2 separate regions of the Homo sapiens genome follow, and region 1 is linked to region 2. Evidence: chromatin contacts called from ENCODE Hi-C or POLR2A ChIA-PET data. All regions are on one chromosome and are shown on one strand. Each heading gives the region's core, a stretch centred on a gene start or an enhancer-like site at or near the end of the contact. The rest is flanking DNA. Distances are from core to core; before and after follow the strand shown. Region 1 holds the start of SNAPC2 (small nuclear RNA activating complex polypeptide 2). Region 2 holds the start of PIAS4 (protein inhibitor of activated STAT 4).

The links. Hi-C counts contacts between places; a loop is a spot of excess contacts on that map. ChIA-PET counts read pairs that join two places held with the same protein, here RNA polymerase II (POLR2A). Pooled maps may share reads with other maps.
Region 1: a pooled map shows a loop between it and region 2 (9-fold over the local background). The contact joins the promoter of SNAPC2 here to the promoter of PIAS4 in region 2. A Hi-C loop is called at or near these places in 1 of 50 pooled maps. POLR2A ChIA-PET finds 5 or more read pairs at or near these places in 2 of 52 experiments (HCT116 and RWPE1).

What each region holds. Positions count from the first base shown.
Region 1 is chr19:7,917,418-7,924,135 of GRCh38, reverse strand. It overlaps SNAPC2 (small nuclear RNA activating complex polypeptide 2), which reads right to left and starts at 3,798. Exons shown (of 5, transcript NM_003083.4): 1 at 3,587-3,798; 2 at 2,594-2,713; 3 at 2,363-2,431; 4 at 1,789-2,101; 5 at 886-1,691. The coding sequence starts at 3,769. The coding sequence ends at 1,372. TGFBR3L (transforming growth factor beta receptor 3 like) reads right to left here. Exons shown (of 7, transcript NM_001419781.1): 4 at 6,537-6,663; 5 at 6,277-6,435; 6 at 6,007-6,079; 7 at 5,039-5,219. The coding sequence ends at 6,012. RefSeq lists enhancers at 1,968-2,570, 4,271-4,770, 5,446-6,321, 6,322-6,718 and silencers at 3,239-3,438, 3,519-3,748, 6,011-6,080, 6,201-6,290, 6,351-6,450.
Region 2 is chr19:4,006,258-4,012,926 of GRCh38, reverse strand. It overlaps PIAS4 (protein inhibitor of activated STAT 4), which reads right to left and starts at 5,191. Exons shown (of 11, transcript NM_015897.4): 1 at 5,140-5,191; 2 at 1-4. The coding sequence starts at 5,166. RefSeq lists silencers at 5,038-5,097, 5,128-5,427 and enhancers at 4,383-5,273, 5,628-5,757, 5,274-6,165.

The DNA of each region.
Region 1 (6,718 bases), core at 2,549-5,048, 3.9 Mb before region 2:
CTCAGCCCTGTGGGGAACTGGGAGGCGCACCCTCTGCCAGCCCTGGAGGGAGGCTCCGACGACCGACCGTACCTGCAGCCTAAGCCTCCTCCCCCTGCCCACCACCATTGGCAGCGTTTGTGGGTCTGGTGCGGTGGGGCGGTGACCACGGACGGAGTGGGCTGGCTGTGCTCCAAGGCCCTCCCAAGAGATGTGCACCCCAGGGGAGCCGTGTGCAGTGTGTGGGGGGAGGAATGAGCGTTTCTATAAAAGGCAGGCTGGGTGAATGCACAGGCTCCGAGAACGGAGAATTTACCGACTTGGATTACTAGCTGGGCGTGGGACGCGGTGCCGTGGGAGGACATCTGCTTCCCTCTCTAGGACCCGACCCTCGGTCCACACCCACAGGGCAGGTGAAGCTGATGGAGGGGGCCTCAAGCGGGGTCCCAGCACCCCCAGGGGTTTGGGGTCAGCCCTGACTCCAGTACCCCTCCCTCCCCGCCTTCTAGGGATCCTTGAGGTCCCAAAGCCACCCCAGGGGACACTCCACTCCCACTAGCCTCCTGCCACTCGGGGCAGCCCACCCCTATCTATCTTCCTCTAACCGCCCAGCCTGGGGCTCAACTCCTTCCACCGGGTCACCCCCACTCTCTGCTGCCTTCTCCCCTCCACCTGTGCGATGTGATTTTGCCCTACTCTGAAACCCATCCCTGACGCCTGTCCCCAAGGTGCCCTGCCGGCTCTCCCCATCCACACTTGTCAGCTTCACAGTCACCAAGGGGCTCCTCACCCCAGGCCTCATCACACCAGTCAGGTGGCAGCTCTCCTCCCTGGCACACACCCCCAGCCCTGTGACCCCCAAGCTCTGACACTTCAGGGCCCCCACTTCCATCTTTAAGTCACAGGTGAAAGAGAAAGAGAATGATAACTTTATTCATGGTCACAGAATACCCCCGGGAAGGGGAAGGACCTGGCAGCAGGGAGTAACCACGACTGGTCAGTTGAAGAAGGTGAGGATGCTGGCCCCGAGGTGTACAGGAAGGGGGAAAATGTGCGAGGGCCTTTACGGTGGGCAGTGCCAGCTATGGCCCCCCAGCAGACAACAAGGCACAGTGGGGCTTGGGGACTGGGGGAGGCCAGCCCTGTCCGCCTGTCCTTGACATCAGGAGGCTTGTGAGTGGAGTCCTGCAACCCCCACCCAACCCCTGTACAACGGGGGTTCCATTTCTGAGACCCCCAAAGTATGGGGCATCTTAGAGGCCCGCCCCACAGCTGAGCATCATCTCAAGGACCTTCCCCCATGACGGGATCCTCAGAAAGAGCCAGGGCCAGCCGAGCAGAACCGAGGGGCAGGGCGGGGGGCCTGGTGTGGCCTCCTGCCCGCCATGCCCCTCACCTGGCAGGGGTGGCTGCCCGACCCAGAAGCTCCAGGGGCACCAGGAACGGGTTCAGGGGACAGATCCCAGCTGCTTGCCAAGGCGATTTCAGTTCGCTGTGCTCGGCCTTCTCGGTGGCTGGGGGGGTCTCCTCTGGTGCCTTGGAGCCAGCCCCATCCCCTTCTGCTGCAGGCCCCAGGCTCCCTCCAGCGGGAATGGGCTGGGGGGCTGTCAGGCGTAGGTACGTCTCCGTCATATGCTCAACCAGGGCTGTGCAGGGCAGGAGTGGCAGCTCCTCTGGAAGTGACATGAGCAGGTCGAGGACCACAGCGGACTCTAGTGATGGATGGAGGAGAGGGGTAAGGGGACACCCCTGCCTGCTGCCAGGGACCCTTGATCCCTCTGCTCCTGCCCCCTCCCTCACCCTTCTCACCAGCTGCTGAGAGCTCGGGGCTGCGGCCACTTCGGGAGACAGAGGACAAGTACTTGTAGATCTTCTCAAAGTCCACAGCAAAGTCTTCTTCAGTGGAGGGACCAGCCGACGACTCAGAAGGTTTCTCAGGGGCAGGGTCAGGAGTCCTGGGTGCGGAGCTAGGTGCAGCAGGGGCAGAGCTAGGTATTTCAGGGGCGGGGTCTTCCTGTCCTCCAGGGGCGCTCAGGAGCAAAGGCTTTCCACGGGCCTGCGTGGGCTTGGGGGGCTTGGAGTGCAGGAGGGTGACCGGTTCCGTGGCCGCGATGGTGAGCACCTGGCAGGCAGAACAATCAGGGAGGAAGAGGAGCTGGGAAGTCTTCTCACCGTCTACACATTCCCCCATCCTCCCTGCCACCCTAAGATGCTCCTCAGACAAGAGATGGCCTCAGAGCCAGGGACACTGAGGCTCGAGGTGTCCAGTGACTGACGGAGTCCACAGAGCTGGCAAAAGGGCCCAGGACCCAGGTTCACATGATTTGGCCCATGTGACCCTGTCCTCTGGGACACCCTGACCTGCCTGGGGGAATGGCGGTACCTGCGAGAAAGCCACTGCCAGGGCTTCTTCCAGTGGCCCTGTTATCTTCTCAGCCAGATCCGTCCAGACCTGAGTGAAGCCAGAGGTACAGGGTCAGCCCAGGGATCAGCCTGCAATGGCCCCCCAAGCCCTGCTCCTCCTGGGGATCCCCTAATCAGGTTATCCCCCGCAACTCCCACCTACCCACCAGGGACCTGCCCTGGACAGCCTCACCCTGTTCATCTGCCTCACCTCTATGGGGGCTGGGGGCTGTGCCTCCCGGCGCCTTGGTCCCTGAAGGCCACCCGGATGCACTTTCTGAATGGCCTCCCGGGCTACGCGGCCCTTGAGCTGCTGGAGGAAGACCCGGATCTAGAAAGGAAAGAGGCGGCGGAATGAGGCTTCTATGAGCTCAGGGCTGCAGCAGAGAAGCCAAAGCCCAATCCCTTGTATGCTCTGGGCCCCGCTACTGCGCCTTAGTCTCCTGCTGGCCCGGTGTTAGGAGTCCCAGTGACTGCCAAGGCCCCTACCCCACCCAGAGCGTGACCAGCTACCTAAGGAAGTTGTAAGGCCCAGGCCAGTTCCGGCTCCTTCACGCAGCCAGGGCCCAACCCTATGCTGACTACTACCCCGTTCAACTCCCTTCTTCGTCCCCTCTTCTCTATTCCCTCTCACTTCAAGCTCGTATCCTGTCCAACAGCATGCGTTGCTTTTCGCCCGGACTCGGCAGCATCTTACTCCCAGTTCATTCCGCCCGTTTAGCCCTCGCCTCACCCACGCATTACCCCGAGGCTCGCCCCGCCTTTAAAGCTTGCCCTCATCCCGCCCACGCCCCTCCCACGCCTTACTCCCAAAACGGCCCCGCCCTTAAGTCTTGCTATTAACCCGCCCACGCCCCGCCCCCAGGCTCGTCCTGCCCCTCAAACTCACCCACCCACTCTCCAAACCTCAGCGGCACGCACGCCCCGCCCCCGGCATCGCCCCGCCCCTCCGCTTCACTTATGCCCCGCCCACGTCTAGCTCCCAAGCTCGCCCCGCCCCTAGGTCTTCTCTTCCCGTCCACGCCCCGCCCCTCACCCCGCCCAGGCTCACCCACTAACGCCCCGCCACTCAGCCCCACGCCACGCCCCCGCTCGCTTACATTCCTGGCCCCGCCCCGCTGGCTCCTGCCGCAGCCCCGCCCACTCTCCGCCCCACCCCAGCCCCGCCTCCAGCCTGGCTCCGGTCCCGAGAACCGCATCTCACCTCAGCCTCGCTCCGGCCCCGCAGCTCCCGGGCCAGCTCGGTGGCGTCCGGCTCCGGCTGGCCCTGCCGCGCCTGCAGGAGTCGCACTAGCTGCCGCTTCTCGCGAGCGCTCCAGGTCGCGGGACCGGTCACCTCGCCCAGATAGCGCGCCGGGGCCGCTCGCCGCCTGGGAGGTGGCTTCATGCCGCTCAGAAAGAGGCAGGCGCTGTAAGGTCGCTTCTCCGATGGGCGGAGCTACGGGGGCCGCCGAGGTCAGAAAGAACCGCGCGGAGGCGGACGCGCGTGGGGGCGTGGCTTCGCGTTTGGAGGCCCGGGGAACCGCCCCAATGGAAGTGAAGGGGAGATCGGCACCGGAACTGGGGCGGGGCGAAGGAGACCCTCAGCCTGCACTTTATCTCATTCATGAAGTGGAGACGACACCTTGGATCCCATGCCCTCCCTCTGTTGCTGGACTAACTCATGAAGCTACTACTGTGTGCTTTGCTTCTCGCAGAGGGGTGGGTTCTGGCCGAAAGGTCAAGTCCGAAGATCCAGTCGGTCAAGAGCCTGGGCTCTGGGGTCAGACAGGCCTGGGGACTTTGGGCAAGTGATTTAGCCTTGCCGAGCCTCAGTTTCCTCCTCTGTAGACTGGGGCTGATAGTCCCACTCTTGTCTGTGTAAGGTAGAGTGGAGCTCGGGCAGGAGGGATTTAAGGAGCTCTAGACTAGACTGACAATCTAAGAGGAGGGCGAAGTCCAGACCAGGAGGGAACTGGAGCAGAGGCAGAAGGTCGAAGCGGAGCTAGGGCAGGGTCCGGGCGGGGGTAATGGAGAGCGGAGAAGGCCTGGCTTGAGAAAGATCGCAGGAGGCAGATGGGCAGGTGTCCGGGTAAGGAGAGGAGGGAGGGGGAAGGTTTATTTTAAACTTACGCTTGTGGGGTTGGGTGCCGCTTTTTTTTTTTTTTTAGACAGATTTTTGCTCTTGTTGCCCAGGCTGCAGTGCAATGGCGCGATCTCGGCTCACTGCAACCTCTGCCTCCTGGGTTCAAGCGATTCTCCTGCCTCAGCCTCCCCAGCAGCTGGGATTATAAGCACGCGCCACTACGCCCTGCTAATTCTTTTTTTGTTACTTTTTTTAGTAGGGACGGGGTTTCACCATGTCGGCCACGCTGGTCTGGAACTCCTGACCTCAAGTGATCCACCCACCTCGGCCTCCCAATGTGCTGGGATTACAGGCGGGAGCCACCGCGCCCGGCCGGGTGTCGCTTTCTGTTTGAGACAAAACGCCCTACAGTCTCCCATGGCCTGGGAGTGCACACGGGTATATGGGCATATGGGCCCCGTCCCCAGGCTCCACCCCTGTAAGTCACGATTTCTCAGGAATACCCCCCAAGTCCTGCTCCCAGCTTTCTCCCCAAGCCTCCCCACCTATCCCCCACCCCGCACGTTGCGCGCTCACTGACTGCACCAGAACTTAGCCGGTCAGTCCAGAGGTTTATTTTGAGCACAGGTGGGAGGGACAGGGGGAGGAGAGAAGCGCAGGGGTCGTGGCCTCATCAGGTCCGAGGTCCAGGGAGGCGGGTCCGGTCCTGTTGGTCCTGGTCCCGAATTGGTAGCTGGGTGTATCTCCGGACCATGTTGGGGGCGCACCATCCCTGGGAGGGGTGGCTGAGGCTCAGCGAGGGAGGGGACGCTACGCGGGCCACCTCCCTTCCCAGCAGACCACTAGCCTCTTCCATCGGTCTGCATGCCGGGGTGAGAGTGGGAGCCGGGTCCGAATGCTGAGTTCTCCTCGCCTAGTGCCTCTCCTCACCTAATGCCCCTGGCTCGACCCAAAGCCCGCGCCTGCCGCGGGTGACCCACTGCCTGAGTTCGAATCCAAGCTCCACCCAGTATTGTGACTTTTGACAAGTTACTTAATTCAGAGAATGCCTCATCATTCTCGTCTCTAAAATGGGGATTATAATAGTGTCCGCCTAGAGGTTAAGGGGATTAAGTTAGTTCATAGGCGTAAAACATTTACAACAGTGCCTGGAGGCTGGGCGCAGTGGCTCACGCCTGTAATCTCAGCACTTTGGGAGACCGAAGCGGTAGGATCACCTGAGGTCGGGTGTGCGAGACCAGCCTGACCAACATGGAGAAACCCCGTCTCTACTAAAAATACAAAATTAGCCGGGTGTGGTGGCGCATGCCTGTAATCCCAGCTACTCAGGAGGCTGAGGTAGGAGAATCGCTTGAACCCGGGAGGCAGAGGTTGCGGTGAGCCGAGATCGCGCCATTGCACTCCCGCCTGGGCAACAAGAGCGAAACTCCGTCTCAAAAAACAAACAAACAAACAAACAAACAAACAAAAAAACCACAGTGCCTGGCACGAACTAAGCGCTAGGAAGCGTCACTGTCAGATCTCCTACCTCACCCAGCTCCCTCCACCTCCATACCTACCTTCCTCACTGGGACCTCCTGGGCTGGGGACCGCTGGGCGAGGCTCTCGCGGGCGGGCCAGGGGCGTGGGGCGCTGGAAGGGAGAGGCGAGCTGCAGAAGGGCTGCTGCGCGCCACGCCAGGCTAAGGGCGGCCCCTGGGGGCTGCTGCGGGCATCGCGGAGGCAGGCCTAGCTAGGGTTGATCAGGCCCCGCAGGCGGGATCGCGGCCGCCCCGGGTCCCGACGCGCGGGATTAGACTGGGGGCCCGGCTTGGCGGAGGTCGTCGGTACCTGAGTGCGCACAGACGAGACCCAGCCCGGCGGCCAGCGCGGCGCCCAGCACGAAGGCTGCCAACACCAGCGCCACCACCGGCGCGGGTTCCAGGGCCGCGGGGGCCGGCGCGGGAGGCTCAGGGCGCACTGCACGGCCGGGGACACTCTTGGGCGGCCCTGTGGGAAGTGCCACGCTGAGACTGGGTCCAGCTCCCAGGCGTCCTTCCCACCCGCTCTGCCGCCCCACGGCCCCATGCGGAGGAGGACTGCGTGCTCACTGGGGGGCGGCCGCGGCACGGTGACCACGATAGGCTGCGTCAGCGTGTGCAGGTGGGGGCCGTCAGCAGCCAGGCCCTCGGCGCTGCCACTGCCAGTGTCGGCGCACGCCTCGTCCTGAGGCAGACACTGGGGGAGAGGAAGGTGGGGAAGAGACGGGGACATCAGGGCACCGGGATCGTGG
Region 2 (6,669 bases), core at 3,942-6,441:
TGTTCTGAGGAGGAGCAAGCACACACACACTCAGAGGACACAGCTGCGAGGCAGGGGACTCCATGGAGGCCAGGCCCCGATGTGGGGGCCGTGAAAGACACCCACTCGCCAGGAAGCGCCAGCCTTGGCTGGGGCTGGTGGAGTGCCCTGCCCCTACGGTGCCCCCTCCCAGCAAAGCCCTGCCCCCTCCCTCCTCCTCATCAAACTTTCCCCAGCATCGCCAACGCAGCAAAAGCGCCTCTGACTAGGCCCCCCCTTCTATTTTAGGTTCTCTTTCCCTGTCTTCAGCCTGAAAGCATCCCCAGGGCAGGAACTGACAATTGTGCTTTACTTGTAAACAGCCTCTGCCAGTGCCTTACCGGCAAACACCAAATGCCTCTCTGACCCTCAGTCTCTACGTCGGGAGGATAATGACATAAAGCACTGGCTGGGCGGGCGCTCAACCCATGTCAGCCACAGATATGTTTTCCCTTCGGTCTCGCCAACGGTAGCCACAGTTTACTTAGTACTAATCACCTGCCGGGAACCAAGCCGGTCATGTGATTATATATTTAACTCTGATCCTTAAAACACCCCTGCTAGGCTGGTGTGTGAGCTCTGTCACAAATGAGGAACTGTCGGCTCAGAGGTGGCAGCGCCAAGATTCGAACCCAGGCCTGGCTCTGAAGCCAGGGGCGGTTCTTGCTGCCACACTACCCTCTGGATGTCAACACAGGGCTGGGCCTGTGGGGGCCTCCGAAACATCTGCTGATCATCCCAGGCAGGGTTTCTCCTCCTTGGCCCTGTGGACACTGGGGCCATCCTGGGCTCTGTGTGGTGCTAAATACCCACAGCTCACGACAACCAAACACACCTCCACACCCCACACACCTCCACACCCCACACACCTCCACACCCCACACACCTCCACACCCCACACACCTCCACACCCCACACACCTCCACACCCCACACACCTCCACACCCCACACACCTCCACACCCCACACACCTCCACACCCCACACACCTCCACACCCCACACACCTCCACACCCCCCACACCTCCACACCCCACAGCTCCACACCAAACACACCTCCACACCCCACACACCTCCACACCCCACACACCTCCACACCCCACACACCTCCACACCCCACACACCTCCACACCCCACACACCTCCACACCCCACACACCTCCACACCCCACACACCTCCACACCCCACACACCTCCACACCCCACACACCTCCACACCCCACACACCTCCACACCCCCCACACCTCCACACCAAACACACCTCCACACCAAACACACCTCCACACGTTGCCCTGAGTCCCTGGGGGACCGGTCCAAGGGGAAGATAGCAGCCACAGGGGCTGTTGCAGGACCTGGGTCAAAGCGACAAATGAGGCTTGGCAGGACCTGGCCCTCATCGCCTGGCCGGGCCTCTCCAGCGAAATAAAAACCAAACAGCAGAGCCCAGCTGACCCTGGTGTTTGAGGTGGGGTAGACTGGCAGTGGCCTGACCTCCATGAGGGGTAGGACCCTGAAGGGGAAGGAAGGCTCCTCAACAGGCTGCAGAAGCCAGGTGTCCTCGAGGGATGGGCTGGCAGGGTTTCAGGGCCACCCACCCTTAGCCCTGAAGCTGGCCTGGGATGAATGAGATGTGGTGGGAAACAGTAGCTTCCAGGAGGAATGGGGAGAAAGCTCAAGCGTCAAGGGTGTTAAGGAAAGCTGGCGGGTACCCGAAGAAACCAATAAACCATTCAAACTCCACTCGAAAGACCCTGAGGGTCGAAGCCAGAGGCAGTCCCAGTGGGGTATGTAAACTGCAGCCTCCGTGCCAGGAGGCGCTGAGGTTTCCGGCTCCTGGCTGCCCCAGGGTGAGACCAGGAGCCTAGCCGCACATTTCAGCACCAAAGCTGCAGCAGCCGGGGCCCACTGTCGGGTCCTCATCTGTCAGCTCTGATTTCTTCCAGCTGTATCGGGCCAGGGTCCTGTTGGAGACGGAGAGGCTGTCCAGGCTCAAAATGACAGGGACACACGTGCAGGCGGCCCAGCCCTGCCCAAAGAGCCTCGGGAGAAGCCTCTTCCCATATCAGGGCTGCGGGGCCCCGTGACTGTAAAGAATCGGGATGCCAGCGTCTTGCTCCCTACCAGGCACCAGCAAGGCCTGTGTCGCTAATTTCACAATGAGGACACCCATCGTGTAGGTGAGGAAACCGAGGCTCACAGAGGGAAGAGGCTGGCCCAGAGCCTCCCTAGTACATGCGTGGGACTGGCATCGGCCCCTCGGCCTCTGGCCTCCCAAGGGTGTTCCCGTCTGCTGCCCGGGGGACCCTCACTCACCAGCACACTGGCTATGGGGACCTGCATGGTCTGCTGGGCCTGAGAGTCAGGGATGCTTTGAAAACAAAAATGCCTCATCTCCCTTGGCCTGACTTCCTACCTTGTGCAGAAAACAAAAAGGCTTGCAGACAAGATGTTTCTTCTGGAAGTGGCCCAAAGCCTTAGCAGGGAGAGACGATGTCATGTGGACACTTCACACTGGCAGACTGGCCGAAGGCAGGTGGGCTGGGGAACCTGCTGACATCCTCGCACCCCGGGAGCCCCTGCCCCACCCAGGCTGGACAGTGGAGCCGCAGCTCCCGCTTCCCGGAGCACACCCCTTAGGTGGCCATATGTTCACGACTCAGATTTCCCAGCAGCTGCCACCTCGGAGGAGCCTGCCCTTGACACTGGAGGGAGTGCGGGGGGGACAAGCATTCAGGAAGAAGCCCCAAATGCCCCAAGATCACTTCCTGCCCTGGCTTCAAGCTGACCTGCTTGCCGTCAGAGCTGTGTTTATAAACAGTGCCAGGCCCCGGCAGCTTCCAGAGTTTCAACTCCAGGCTTGCCTGGAAGTCGCATGGGGAGACATCAGCCGAGACACAGCAGCTGCGCTGAACCTTTCCTCCAGCATAGGCCCCTCAGAGCACCGGGGGTAGCTCAGGAAGGCGCCTCTCTCCAGGAAAGCGGAGATCTGTGCGAAACGCTGTGGACTATTTCAGGGAGCTCACAGACACCCCTGCCCCAAACCCGCCTGCAGGCCTCAAGCTGAGAGTCTCAGATTTCAAAGTTCACCAACAAACCCCCAACATTCGCCCCTCCGAGCAGTCTGTGATGCACCCCAAAAGACAGAATCTGCAGCCATGAATATGACAGGCTGGGGAAGGCCCCTGTAAAGAAGGGGATGTTTCAATGACATTTAAGGTACTTGGAGAGGTAGCAACAGACTCAAGGAGAAAGAAGGTTCCCCAGGGTCCAGGCCCCCTTGAATGGAGGCTCACGGTTTAGAGAACCTGAAAGAAGGGTCAACTTGATTTAATTGGGGTGGGGGGGGGCCCAGCCACCAGAGGGTTAAGGAAAGTTCATCAGATCATATTTCAAGGCCTGGATGGTACAAAAGAGTGCAGACCCTGCCCTCAGCCAGGGTGGGGGTTGGGGTCCAGGGTCACAGCTCCAAGCCCCGAAACGGGAGGTTACATTTCAGGACTCCAGGACACTTCAAGCCCAGAGCCTGCCACTTTGGGTTTACAGAGTTCAGGCCTCCACATCTCCAGGGCGAGTCTCCACTTTTCAAAACTCTAGAGAGGAGCAGAAGTGTGCGCAGGGGTGTAGGGTTGGGAGGCGAAGAGAGGTATATGCTATAATCACAGAGCCCTGAGTGCTGTGTTTTCAGATCCCAGGGGGTAATGTGAGAGGACCGAGAAGAAGATACGTACAGGTCAGGACCGTGGGGAGGGAAGATGTGAAAGGGGATGGGGGAGGGAGAGGTCCCCTAACCTCCCCGGAAGCCGTGGCCTTGCGGGCACTTCTAAGGGTTTTAGACCCTCAGCTCTAGGTAGGCACCTACAAGAAGGTACATCCCCTGGAATGGGGATACTCTGAGCTCAATCCCAGGATGATTAAAAGTGGTTCCAAGCTAGGAGATGGTATCTATGGGACATGGGACCTGGACAGGACCCAAAGTATAATAGAGCAGCAGCAACAGTTGTTCTAAAGAGGCCAGCCTTGGACCCAGTGGGGACCCTCCAGAGATCAACAAAAGAGAATAGGCAGAAAGAGAGGGGACCTTAGAAACCAAAGTTGGGGTGCATAAAAGTTCTGGGGGCTGTGTAGGGGGAGGGTGGGTGTCTGACCTAAGAAGTAGACTCGCTCAAGAGCAGAAAATAGGAGAAGCAGCCAAGGTTTGAGGACAGTATCTGATGCTGCACAGGTGAGGTTTAGAGCCCCCTGAAGCAGAATCAGTAGCCTCAGATTCTGTCCCGAGAGGAACGAGGTAGGACCAAAGCACAGTCCAGGATTTAAGATTAAAAAAAGGAGAATAAAGAAGGTCTGTGACCAAGAAGAGTGGTCCGAACTCCATCCTATGGGGAGGGAAAGGGAGGGCCCAGCCTTCCCCCAAGCGCCCACTCCGGCGTGTGAGAGACGGTGTCGGGAAGGGGGCGGGGTTCTGGGACCAATGCAGGAGCTGAAGAGGGGCTCAAGACCGAGCCTGAACTCCAGACCCCAAGAGGACGTGCCGTGTCTTGGGGGTGGTCTCAGGGCCCTGACTCCTCCACCTGGACGGTGGCAGGACACTATCCAGGACTCGGGGGACCCTTCCGAGCAGGAGACTCGCAAACCCCAGCCTGGCCTGTTGGGCGGGGACGAGACCCAGATAGCAGTCCTGGGAGCCCTGTGGGCGGGGAGGCGCAGACACTCCCCCCAACACACCAGCCAAAAAGCAAGGACCCCGGCTCGGAACCAAGAGGGCAACGAGTAGCTCAACACGTCCCGCATCCCGGCGGGACGGTGCCTCAACCGGGAGGCGCGGCCCTGGCCTGGCGCTCAGGGACCGGGACCCTAAGGGCTCGGGCTGGGTGGGGGGACCCTGCCTGAAGCCGGGGGAGCGACCCCCGGCGCGAAGACCTGGGTGAGGCAGGAGGGCCCCGCCCCCGGCCTCCCCGCCCCCCGCCCTCACCCTGAGACCGGGGGTCGGGGTCTGGGGGCCGGGACGGCGAGCCGCGGGCCGGCCGCGCTGTGGGGCCCCGGACAGAAGGCGCAGACCTCGACCTGCGGCCCGGCCCCCGCCCTCTCGCCCACTTGCCCCGGCCGGCGCCGCCACCGCTCACTCACTTTGGCCTCCACCAGCTCCGCCGCCATCTTGGTCACCAGCGTCCCCCGCGCCGGGAGCCCCCAGCCGTCGCGTCACGTGACCGCTCACCACTCGCGGGCGGGGCCGCCGCCCGGGCCAATTAGCACCCGCGCGCGCTCCTCCCGCCGCCGGTGCGCGCTGCTGCCTCCTGCGCAGGCGCGCGCGGCCACCGCCCGGGCCTCCGGCCAATCAGGTCCGTCCTACACCAGCGCCCCCCCCCCCGCTCGCGGCGACCACGCCTACCCCGGCGGCGCCTGACTCCTTAAAGTGGTACTAGCCCTGCGCAGGTGGGGACGGGTGCTCGGTTTCCTCTAGGGAGGGAAGGCGAGAGGGGGCGGTGGCAGCGACAACAATGCAGCTAGGTGCCGTGGCTTCCTGCGCGCGGCGGCCGCCAGGTGCGTCTCCAGACTCCCGGCGGCGTCGGGCAGGGGATGGTTGCTCCGCCGCAACGGCCGCCAGTGCGTACAGTGAGGCGCCTTGCAGCGCAGCGCGGTGCAGGCTCCACGGGCCCAGACACCCCGCGCGCTGCACATCCGGGTCCTGGTGTGCAGATGGGGCGTGGGCTCGGCAACCAGCTGGCTGGGGGCGCCCGGCGGAGAAAAGCGGGACCCCTGCTCCCAAATTCCTTGGAGATCGTACAGCCCTCACCTCTTTGCAGGCGCCCCCCCCATCCTGCCTCCCCACCCATGGGAAACCTTGGATCTGCACCAGTTGGGACCTCTTCTCCAAAGCGCTCCTTGGCTTTGGAGCTAAGTGGCTTCGTGCCCGTAGAAGTGGATTTCAAACTTCAATAATCAAGTATTTTAGTGCAATTTATTTTTTATTTTTATTTTTGTAGAGACGAGGATCTCATTATGTTATCCAGGGTGGTCTCGAATGTCTGGGCTTAAATGATCCTTCTGTCTGGGCCTCCCACAGTGCTGGGATTACAGGCGCGAGTCACCACACCTGGCTAGTCCAACACTTTAAACATAAAAAAATCAGTGCAAAAGAGTCCATGATGGATGAAATACCAAATTGTTATTTATTTATTTATTTTCGAGACGGAGTTTTACTCTTGTTGCCCAGGCTGGAGTGCAATGGCGCGATCTCAGCTCACTGCAACCTCCATCTCCCGGGTTCAAGGGATTCTCCTGCCTCAGCCTCCCAAGTAGGTGGGATTACAGGCGACTGCCACCACGCCCAGCTAATTTTTTTTTTGGCCAGGCTTTTCTGCAACCCCTGACCTCAAGTGATCTGCCCGCTTCAACCTCCCAAAGTACTAGGATTACAGGCATGAGCCATCATGCCCAGCCTTTTTTTTTTTTTTTTTTGAGAGCCTTGCTGTGTTGCCCAGGCTGGAGTGCAATGGAGCGATCTCCACTCACTGCAACCTCTGCCTCCTGGGTTCAAGCGATTCCCCTGCCTCAGCCTCCCGAGTAGCTGGGATTACAGGTATGCACCACCATACCCAGCTAATTTTTTTTTTTTTAGACGGAGTCTTGCTTTGTCACCAGGCTGGAGTGCAGTGG